Regions from separate parts of the Homo sapiens genome. Here regions 2, 3 and 4 are each linked to region 1. A link is a contact called in ENCODE Hi-C or POLR2A ChIA-PET data. All regions are on one chromosome and are shown on one strand. Each heading gives the region's core, a stretch centred on a gene start or an enhancer-like site at or near the end of the contact. The rest is flanking DNA. Distances are from core to core; before and after follow the strand shown.

Evidence for each region. A loop is a pair of places that touch in the nucleus more often than their neighbours do. ChIA-PET counts read pairs that join two places held with the same protein, here RNA polymerase II (POLR2A). Pooled maps may share reads with other maps.
Region 2: a pooled map shows a loop between it and region 1 (16-fold over the local background). The contact joins the enhancer-like site here to the promoter of EMP1 in region 1. A Hi-C loop is called at or near these places in 2 of 50 pooled maps. POLR2A ChIA-PET finds 5 or more read pairs at or near these places in 2 of 52 experiments (activated CD4-positive, alpha-beta memory T cell and activated T-cell).
Region 3: a pooled map shows a loop between it and region 1 (11-fold over the local background). The contact joins the promoter of ARHGDIB here to the promoter of EMP1 in region 1. A Hi-C loop is called at or near these places in 7 of 50 pooled maps.
Region 4: a map of tibial artery shows a loop between it and region 1 (27-fold over the local background). The contact joins the enhancer-like site here to the promoter of EMP1 in region 1. A Hi-C loop is called at or near these places in 1 of 168 maps with a recorded cell type or tissue (tibial artery). POLR2A ChIA-PET finds 5 or more read pairs at or near these places in 3 of 52 experiments (BJ, activated CD4-positive, alpha-beta T cell and activated CD8-positive, alpha-beta memory T cell).

Annotation. Positions count from the first base shown.
Region 1 is chr12:13,195,372-13,198,154 of GRCh38, forward strand. EMP1 (epithelial membrane protein 1) reads left to right here and starts at 1,355. Exons shown (of 5, transcript NM_001423.3): 1 at 1,355-1,501.
Region 2 is chr12:14,256,430-14,259,129 of GRCh38, forward strand. No RefSeq gene overlaps it. Among named protein-coding and RNA genes, the nearest start is that of ATF7IP, 110 kb to the right of the region's middle. RefSeq lists a cis regulatory region at 1,041-1,970. Within about 2 kb of position 1,427, at least 40 of the 41 ENCODE cell types and tissues checked have a DNase peak (open chromatin) inside an H3K27ac peak, as active enhancers do.
Region 3 is chr12:14,960,188-14,962,887 of GRCh38, forward strand. It overlaps ARHGDIB (Rho GDP dissociation inhibitor beta), which reads right to left and starts at 1,414. Exons shown (of 6, transcript NM_001175.7): 1 at 1,350-1,414. RefSeq lists an enhancer at 1,117-1,236.
Region 4 is chr12:11,828,984-11,831,683 of GRCh38, forward strand. The region is part of intron 2 of ETV6 (ETS variant transcription factor 6); the gene reads left to right. Among named protein-coding and RNA genes, the nearest start is that of ETV6, 180 kb to the left of the region's middle. RefSeq lists an enhancer at 1,300-1,499. Within about 2 kb of position 1,393, at least 4 of the 41 ENCODE cell types and tissues checked have a DNase peak (open chromatin) inside an H3K27ac peak, as active enhancers do.

The sequences.
Region 1 (2,783 bases), core at 105-2,604:
AGGGAATATAAGTTCCAAGAGGCAGGGATGTCATTCACTTCTGTGACTCAGTGCTCTGAATCAGGCCCAGTGAAGACTGACGTGCAGCCTGTATTGGCAGAATGAATGAATAAATACTACACACGCATATTTTGAATTGAAATAAGTTGTCAGGGTGCAGCAGAGAATAACAGAAATAGAATTGCTTGGATGTGCTGACCTAGATCCAAGCTGCTACTGGTAACGTACTGTATCTCCTTGAATAAGTCACTTCACCTCTCTGGGCCTGAGCTGCTTCTTCAGTAAAATAATCCTTGTAGCTAAGATTTGTTGAGCGCTCACTATGCACACTGCCATGAGCCCCTATATGTGTATTTCTCATCATAGCTCTATGAGTTACATACCTGCCATCTCCATTTTATGCATGAGAAAATAGGCATGGAGAAGTTAAGTGGTTTGCCTAAAGTCACACAGCAAATTTGTGGAGAGCTGGGCTTGAACTCAGGCATCTGGGCTTTTACTCTCTCCAGTGGAATGCCTGGGCTGTGGGATGAGATGACTTCACAGGCCTCTCCCAGCTCCAGAGTTGAGAGAGAGAGAGGAGTGGTGCAGGGAGGTAGTAGGGATGATTATGCTACTGGCCAAGTTCAAGAAAGTCAATTGTAGAACAAGGTCCAGCTGATTATTACAGAGAGCAAAGTTCTTAACTAGAGGACTTCCTCCTGGAATGTGGAGAGTCCACACGGGCACTAGCAGAGCATAATGAAAGACCAGGAATTCTCTGCTGTTCAATCAGTGCTCCATCACTCAGAGGCAGGGCTGCAAGAGCTCCTAGTGTGTCCCCTTCGCCTTCAGGGCCTCCCTGTACAGCCACCCACAGGACAGTGCACCAGGGTCAGGCAGGGAAGTAAATAAAAAAAGGAATCTGATAATTCCTGACAGTGAGCAGCAGCTGATGCTTTTAATGGGGGAGGAAGACTGGGAATCTCGCTTGATGATGACCTAGGACTTCAGTCAGCAGGACACTGGCCCCTTTCCTCCCCCTCCCAGGCTGAAACCTTGTGTTTTGCCTTATGTCCATGGTAACCAAGTCTCCTTTTTGGTGAGGAGGAATGGGCTTCAGTAAACAGATCTATTTGTGTGATCCTGTTACTCATTTGAAGCAATGTCCCTCCTTTTTTCCACTGTGGTCTGTGTGTCTGAGTCAGAGAGAGCCTACAACAGGGTTCTTTGAATTGATGGCTCACTCCCAGCCACTCTTGACTGACTGCCAGCTTAGCAGGGCGTAGCTTACCAACAAATCTTTTTTTTTTTTTTAAAGCCAGACTGATTCATAGAAACTCCTTTAAAACACGGTGAAAAGAAACCGCCCATTACACACCCCAGTACACCAGCAGAGGAAACTTATAACCTCGGGAGGCAGGTCCTTCCCCTCAGTGCGGTCACATACTTCCAGAAGAGCGGACCAGGGCTGCTGCCAGCACCTGCCACTCAGAGCGCCTCTGTCGCTGGGACCCTTCAGGTAGGACAGCTCCCAACGCTGTGGGGACTCTCAGCAAAACTTCTCCTTCCTTTCCACGGCTCTGCTTCTTCTGACCTCATCTTAGTTTTGCTTTTTCTTTTCTTCCTTCGCTATTTTTCTATGATCCTCTAAGAACCAAGTCCTTGAAACTTTTGGCTCAAAGTGGATACAGAGACAACTTTTTCTAGAAAGTTCAGAAAAGTGTATTTTGAGGACGGAGTCTGGGGAAATCAATGGGATGGGGCTAAAATCGTGCCTGGCAGTGACCGGGTTCTTGTTCTAGGATGTGGAGGGAGCAGGGACTTTGAAACAAACTGGGATAGGATCCTGTTTATGGAGGAAACACCACACACCTTGGAAATGACATCGGGAACTGGCCAGATGTTTTTCACCTCCTCCGTTTTGATTCCGATTGCTTCAGGACTTGAACTGTTACTCTGCTCGCTGGTTGTTGGTTGGGATTTTTTGGGTGGTGGTGGATAGATAACTGGTTTTCAGTTTATTTTTGACATTGCTTTTCCTGCCTGTTTGCTTCCCTATTCACTTCTGTTTAAATTTAAGTATTTTTTTTCTCCTCACAGGATGGGAAGAGGGGGATTGGTTTGTTTAAAGAAAACTGTTGGCCGGGCACGGTGGCTCATGCCTGTAATCCTAGCACTTTGGGAGGCTGAGGCGGGCGGATCACCTGAGGTCAGGAGTTCAAGACAAGCCTGGCCAACATGGTGAAACCCTGTCTCTACTAAAATACAAAAAGTAGCCAGGCATGATGGCAGGTGCCTGTAATTCTAGCTACTTGGTAGGCTGAGACGGGAGAATTGCTTGAATCCGGGAGATGGTGGTTGCAGTGAACTGAGATTGCGCCACTACACTCCAGCCTGGGCAGCTGAGTGAGACTCTGTCTCAAAAAGGAAAAAAAAGAAAAAGAAAAAAAATGAAAAAAGAAAACTGTTAGAGAGAGAAAGAGAGGGAGGCAAATGGTGTTTTAAATGAAACGTGGGAGGGGTTCACTTGGTCGAAGCAGGAGCTGATGAGGATTCCAGATGCCTTCTCTTGGCCAGATGTGGAGGGCGGGGGAGGCAAAAGGGAAGCTGGGTTTGGAGAAGAGGGTGGGGCAGGAGAACTTCATCTGTGCCTGTTAAAAATTGTTGAGTGGCTTTGTGCTTTCACCCCAGAAAGAGCTGCCTTTCAGTGCTGAGTGAAAAGATGGCATACCAGAAACGATAAAAGAACTTTTAAAAGAAAGTGGATGTGGAATTTCTTTGCATGGAAGGCAGTGATTGTT
Region 2 (2,700 bases), core at 177-2,676, 1.1 Mb after region 1:
GAGCAATTTCACTCTGGTTTTAAGCCCAGGGGAAATGACAACGGTTTTGTCTCTGTTTTGAGACTTAGGGGCAAATTTTAAATCGTTAATATATAATTAATCCTATGTAACATCATAGAAACAAAACATCTGATTCTTCTTTCAGTATATTGCACACGTAAAATGCACATGAAACCAGGTTTGGAGAGTGATTCTTAGTAACGTAGCCTTGCATTTGTGCTTCGACATAAAATTGAGACATTCTCAAGAGGCCTTGGGACATGGTGACATGTTGCGCAGTTTGGCCAGCAGAGGGAGACCAGAGAGTCGTGAAGCACGCAACGAAGCCACACCCAGATTAGGGTTATTATCTGTCTCTTCTCTGAATTTTCAAAAAACACAAAAAGAAAATGAGAAATTCTTAAAACAAAGCCCCTTTTTTATTGAAGCAAAATCCACATAACATAAAACTAGCCCTTCTAAAGTGTGCAATTAAGTGGCATCTACCTCATTCACAGTGTTATGGAACCGTCACCTCTATCTAGTTCCAAAACATAAGAAATGTTTAAATTTTCTATAAAGGGAACTTGCAAAAACCCAGGCGTGTCCTATCCTCCTTATTTCGTCACATTCCCAGTTTTGTGTCCACCGGTATTCTGTCAGGAATGGTCCCCACGTGTTCCCCCAACAGCCTTCGTCACTGTACAATTCATAGAATCGGATTCAGGGTTACAATTACAGGTTCGAAAACCAAAAACATCCCAGTTCTTTAGTTCTTCCTCTAGGAATTGCACAGTTGCAATAGACAAGCCAGTATAGGTGACTGTTTTAAAAATTCTACACATACTATGTCATTTATCAGCAAAGAAATGAATAAATTGTTTTAATTTAAATATGGTTACAAAACGGAAATGAACAATGTACTGCACCAAAGCCCTTCAGTCTTTGATGGGAAATTTAAAGTTATTCCCATCCAGAGTGAAAATTAAAGTTATTTCTAGGTTAGGATGCGAGCCAAGATTTTAAGGGCACCATGTCAACTGGTTAGATAACAACTTTGAGGAAAGCAGAACTTAATGTAATAAAAGCAGAAGGTTTACAATCTAAATCCACTTTTTTATTAAAGAATTTAATCTGCTTTATGGGGTCTTGGCCCAGGGAAGGGTAAAAAAAAAATGCCAAACTGGAGAGGCCGGGGGAGGGGAATGGCTGTAGATGACTCTGGGAAAACAGGAGGGAGGGAAACTGAAGCGCGAATGAGGCCGGATCCGCCCTAACAAAGAGGCAGAAACTGTGTCTCAACAGCCACCAAATCCAGTTCAGGGCGGTTTGAGCCAGTTTCTGAGCTGGATTGAGAACAACAGCCTCGGCAGAGACTTCACTAGGGTGAAAGAGAAAATCCAGCATGGACTTCGCAGAAAGAACTGGATTTGGCCTGGACTCGCTGGAGCCTAAAGCTGCTGCCAGTAGTGGCAAAGTCAGATGAAATATAAGGCCTGGAGCGTGGACAGTGGCCTCTTCCAGAAAGAGAAATCACACAGCACTGTCTCTGTGCCATAATCCAGTCCGCATTTTCTGTCTTGCTGCTCCTAATTGTGGCTGGTAAGGGAAAAAGGGCCTCAGGGTATCAGTTTTCAGAGAAAGCTGTCTGCAATGTTGGGGGAGGGGAGGATTATGTGTCTCCTGTAGTTTCATGTGTGTGCCTGGTGGTGGGGGGGGGAATGTGCGAGAGGGTCTGAAGGAGAGGGAACAGCACTTCACACCCTGCAGTTCACACCACCTTTCCAACAGCTTTGCTGTATTGCACAACCTCAAAATACACTGAACATAGGCGTTGTGGGAGCGCCCCACATACAAGTGGCACTTGTACAAGTCATTATCGGACCTCCTTCAGCCCTATGCATGAAATGGCAGTACCCATACCCAATACTGTCAACATTCTCTTTTCATCTGCGTCCAGAAATACATACAAGCCGTACATGCCTTTCTCAACTAAGAGACACAGCAGTATTAGGTAACAATGGAATGATAATCCTGTCCTCCGCTCCCCTCCCCCAAGTGCCAGAACCTCCTAAGATCTGATCAGTCCCACCCTGAAATGGCTCCTCTAACACTGTCTAGTAGACTGAACTGTGGTCTGCAGCTGTGGAGGCTGTGCACTGCCTGTGGCCAAGTTTGGCTCAGAACCTTCCCGAACCAGTACAGCCCTTCCCCACCAAAAATTCCTAGGAGTTGTACACAAAGTCCAGGTCGGCCTGGTGGGACACTGTGTGTGTGTGTAAATTCCCTCTCCCCTAAGTGTCCAAAGATGTTTAGAATCTTCCAGAGGCACTAAATGCCTCCAGACCCAGGGCTTCTCTGACTGAAGTCAGCCCTGGTGCGAGCTGGGGGGCAGGGCATGGAGCTTACGACTCTCCCATGCACAGGCTCAATTATAAGCAGGGCTGTAGGTTTCAGAAATATTCCTAAGAGACTGGGGAAGGGAAAAGGAAGAAGATCAGCTGAAAGATGTGAAAATGCTATTTTATTCCTTTTACCATGGATACATAGATGGAAAATTGGAACACAATCCACTCTACATTATTAATGTGCGAAAATCAAACACACGAAACATGTTGCTGACATTTTCTATTTAATGTTTATTACACAAATAAGTAACTCATGAAGCTCTTCTACGTCCATTTCATTAACTATTAGATCTGGACTGCTGGGGATTCTGAT
Region 3 (2,700 bases), core at 164-2,663, 1.8 Mb after region 1:
CTGAATGAAGAACTGCCCAGGGCTTGCCAGACACACACCTCAAGTTACCATAGGTCTAGAGTTTAATTACAGATTATGTTTATGAAACATGCTGGCTGGGAAGTCCTCTAAAAGGGAAGAAAGTATTTCAGGTCATACCTAAAGCACTTCTCCTAATGGTGGCTGAAATTCAGACCTTGACATTTTGAAGGCCCACTGATCAGCTGTCCTAGCTGGGCCCCCTTGAATTTTTCTCAAACCTGTCTCTTAATACGTTATTTGGTGTTTTCCATGTTTGCTGTTAGTTATCTCATACCTAAAGGGCTATTATCATTATTAATATTTTTATTTTTTGAGCCAGAGTTTCGCTCTTGTTGCCCATGCTGGAGTGCAATGGCGTGATCTTGGCTCACTGCAACCCCTGCCTCCTGGGTTCAAGTGATTCTCCTGCCTCAGCCTCCCAAATAACTGGGATTACAGGGATGCACCACCACACCCAGCTAATTTTGTATTTTCAGTAGAGATGGGGTTTCACCATGTTGGTCAAGCCGGTCTTGAACTCCTGACCTCAGGTGATCTACCCGCCTCGGCCTCCCAAAGTGCTGGGATTGCAGGCGTGAGCCACCACGCCCAGCCCTATTATTATTTTTGACAACAACAGCAAAGATCTGCCCATCCGACTGCAGGAATTTAATACACAGCCTTTGTCAGTGGTAGAAATTCTATCACTGTATGACTCATGAGTACATAACAATGTGCTATACCATACTTCCTCTTTGAGGGATAAAGCCCCTGCACTCTAAGGGAGGATTTCATTATGCATTTCTCTTATATCACCAGAAAATTATTTAGTGGAAGACAGTTTAATATTTGACAGCTTTGAACCATTTTTTTTTCTCTTTCAACCAGTCTTTTTACATTGTCTGCTTAAAAACAGGAAACCACATATCTCCACCCCAGCACAACCCACCATCCACCAGCACAGACCGTATCATTTTGGATCTACAGTCTTTTTCTTCCAAGCCTGGCCAGGTGCCTGCTCCTACTTTGCAGGAAACCCCTCCAGGCACTCCCGGTGCGTGTTCTCAGAGCCCTTCTGAGAATATTCAGGATTGCACTTCCTGGGCTGCAGCGCACCCTGTACCCTCCTTTTTTAAGCCTCCTCCCCTGAGTCACTGCTACCCTTCCCTCCTCTAACTTCCCCTTCTCTGCAGCCTCCTTAGCAATTTCTTATCATAAAGTTTGTTTTAAAGAAGAACTGCCCCTCTAAAAAAATAATAAACTGTCGAGGGCGGTAGCCCCGTCTAGAGGTTTCCGACTTTGCTCTGTGCCCACCTGAAGCCTCCCCAGCCCGAGGTATTTGAACTTACATTCAGTGCTTCACGTCTCTGTCCGGGGTGCCTCTGTCTCTCAACTCTGACTTCTGAGTACTGGCAGTTAGAACAGGAAGGAAGTCAATGAGAAAAAAAAATGTTTTAGACCTACTTGAAGAGGAAACCCTGGGCTGTCTCAAATCCTGTTCCTTTGCACTGCCTATCTCTTGATCAGCCAACTTGAGCAGCATTCTTGTCAATTAATGGCACATGTGCGAGCATGACAGCCCGTGTGACGTGGAGATGCATGAATGTACACGCAAGAGTGTGGAGCCTATAGCTATGGGTATTATGAATAATTGTGAGGGTATTTCTGATAATCAGGTCATTGCAGTGCATAAGCCTATGGAGGTAAGGAGCCTGAAACCAGTAGCAATAAATTCACATCGGCTTTACTTTGTACCACTCACTTCTGTTCCCACTGGGTCCCCGCCAGCTTCATTATCAACCAGATACGTTGAAAGTTTGCTGGCAGTGAATGTAGAGTGCTAAGAAATGATGATTGTTAACTGCATATACTACGGTCCTAAATTTAAAAATGTGTCCTTAAACAGATTTTTGGAGTTTTGTTGGTTATAATTTCAAGACGTAGCTTTGTATTGCACTACAAACAGTCAAATATTGTTTTTAATAGTTTTGGCTGATTTTTCTTCAAATGAAACAAACAAGCAAGCGAAAGTACTGTCTTTGATGAAACCTAGGAAAGAAATTACAAAAGGAAGTAAAACTTCATTAATTCATAGTCTTCCAACTCAGAATTTGTGACAACTTAACAAGTGCCAAAATAGACTTTGTACCATATTTGAGGAAATGGTTTATGAAGTAATTTAAATGGGAACAAGTCTCGGAGGCCATGTTTAAACCATCTGAGGAACAGTTTTTAAGCAGCCAAGTCACATTCATGCTGTATATTCCCGTAGCTGTTACCAATAATAAATGCTTATTTAGGTTAATATTTCAATATTCAGTATTTACACTACATCAATATATTTAGATCTGACTAAGCACACAAATTTGGAGAAACTGACGTTTATTTTGTTTTCACCTAAATGTACTGCATCTTCTTCATTTCCCTTTGTAAATTGATACCACAGGGTTTGCCTTCTACTTAGAGTCAATGAAATCGGAATAATCAAGGGAGTCATTTCACGTGAGAAGAGATTAGCCTAGAAAAATATGAAAAGGAAAATAGTATATAATTAAAATGAGCAAAAATACTAAAAGCCTAATACCACTTTATTCTATAAATTTTAAAATAGCATAGACAGAATACAGCCCTTGAAACAATGTACATAACTTTATTGTAAAAACAAAGCAAACCCTAATTTACACAGAAGGCAGTAACTTA
Region 4 (2,700 bases), core at 143-2,642, 1.4 Mb before region 1:
TGAGCGGGCACCTCCTTCAGCCTTCTTTCCTCCAACCTCTCCCTGATCCAGGCTGTTTTCCGCAACCCCACCTGAGCCATTTTCCCAGCCTGCAAGATGACAATTCAGTCCCCTCCTCAAAGCACTGTACTGGGCCTCATAGCTCCTGCCAGAGCCGTCATGCACCTTCCAAGAATGCTTGCTCCAGCTTCTGCAGCTCCAGGGAGCTGCTGAAAGTATTTTGGTCTTCTGGAGACACGGGACAAAGTACAACTCATCTACTATCCAGTCCTTGTCCTACCCAACCCCCCAAAATGCATTGAGCACTTGCTCTGTACCAGGCACTGTGCAACATCTCTATAGGGATCACCTCATTTCATGCTCACATTTGCCCTAAGAGGTAAGTACTATTCTGGACTCCATCTTACCGCTGGAGAAACAGATTCAGACGCGTAACTAACCCAGCGCTAGTAAGTGGTGCAGCCGGTGTTTTAACCCAGGACAATTTGACTGCGAAACCCAAGGTCTGATCTAAAATGCTACATGGCTCTCACCACATTGGGCTTGCTACCCAGAAGCAAAAATGAGAAGAACTCTTCTAAGTCACGTTTGTGAGGCTGAGCGGCAAGCTCTGGGTCAGTTTTGCTGTCAACAGGTTTTCTGCTAAAAACCCGTTTGTAGCTAAAACTAGATAAAAGTCAGAAAAATCCACAAAATGAAGTTTATAAGAAAAAACATCATTCGAGGGAATTGACTGTGACTTTGGATCTGAACATGAACATAGAGTGTTCTTGTTCTTGGACTTTGGGCTGAAAGACATGAGTATAACCTTCCGACCTCCACTTGGAAACTTAGTGCTGAGATACAGGCTAACCTTGAGGACAGAAATAGGAAATGTTTTGGAACTTCCAATTCCCTAGTGACAGGATTTGTTTGCAGAAAGCAGCTTTGGTCAGATAGCACATTCAAGATTACAGGCAGACCCAGAGGAGTGAGATGTGGAGCTTGTCAGAATGCATCCAAGGCTGGCCTGGGGGTTTTGAGCAGATTTGCAGAGAGCAGGCCGGTGGGGAAGGGAAAGGAGGCAGAAAAGTCTCCGGAAAAGTGCCTCTGGGAAGCAGCTTGAAGGGCTCTGAGGACACTTGGTTTTCTTTTGAAGGGCAGAGTACACAGGGAAGAACTCTAAGTAAACCCTGCCCTCGGCAAGCAGAGGTCAGAAGGTGCTCTGTGGGCACCGAGCAGTATTCGGGATCTGCAGCTAGACCAGGCCTGCCATGAGAAGTTGAGTTTATGGTTTATTATTCCTCATTCCCTTAACATTTTTACAGTGCATTTTAGAGTGCAAGGGGCTTTTACATCCATTATTTCCTTTAACCCAGGGGAAGTTCACTGGGTAATACAGAAAGCCTGGAGCTGGAGTTTTGGTCTTAGGTTCATTGTGACCTTGGGAAAGTCCCTCGATTTCTGAACTTCAGTTTCTTCTGAAAATACAGTTGTGCCAGCTTTAGCTCCCTCGCAGAATAGATGATGGCATGACATGGATGCGGAAGCATCTGGTAATGTTTTGAACTGCACAGAGCTGAGTGTCCTGACCATCAAAGCCAGAGCTGGAGTAAGTGATCAGATGTGTCGGGGAGGAGAGGGGTGCCAATCACAGACTGCAGAGCTGGCTCAGATGTGGACTGCCTAGGAATGGAAATCTTTGGCTGTACAGTCTGGCATTAAACCTGGGGACTGTTATGTGCCAGGCACCGTGTGCAAATCACTGCAAAATCCCCTTCAGCTACATGCATGGACATGTTAACTCTTAACACATGTACCTAACAATTCACAATTTCATCTCCCAGAAGGTGGAAGATGCATTGAGGAGCATTGCTAATTTGCACTCAAATCTGACAAATGAGGAATTGTCTGGAAAAGTAGAAATGATAGCAGAGGGTGAGAATAAAAACATGATTTTAGGATTGGGGAAGGGAAATGAGAGACAAGAACAGATGTGTTTTCTTGACTTAAGACAAATTTTTAAAATGTAGGGAAAAGTATTTATGATCTCATGATCTGAATGCTGAGACACAACTCAGAGTCATTTGGGCTGCTCTTGAAAATGAAATCCTGACTTATCAACTGCATATGACCCTTATTGGAATAAGAAGGAAGGGAGACAACTAAAGAAACTGATGAGGCGATATTGGGGATATTCTCTGATTAGCTCAATTTTTAAATAGTTTGTGTGTGTGTGTGTCTGTGTCTGTGTGTGTCTGTGTGTGTGTTTGTTTGTTTTGAAATAGAGTCTCACTCTGTTGCCCAGGCTGGAGTGCAGTGGTGCAATCTCGGCTCACTGCAAACTCCACCTCTTGGGTTCAAGCAATTCTCTTGCCTCAGCTTCCCAAGTAGCTGGGATTACAGGCGCCTGCCACCATGCCCAGCTAATTTTTGTATTTCAGTAGAGACAGTGTTTCACCGTGTTGGCCAGGCTGGTCTCAAACTCCTGACCTCAAGCAATCCACCGGCCTTGGCCTCCCAAAGTGCTGGGATTACAGGTGTGAGCCACCACACCCAGCCCTTAAATAGTTTTTTAAATATAAAAGTAAAACATGCTTAATAGAGAATGAGAAATAAGAAAGAAAAAAGGAAAAGGAGACAGGGAATATCACCTACAATTTTACTGAGTGTCAATTCTTTGAATATTTTTACGTTTCATTGTATTTTTCTATGCATTGA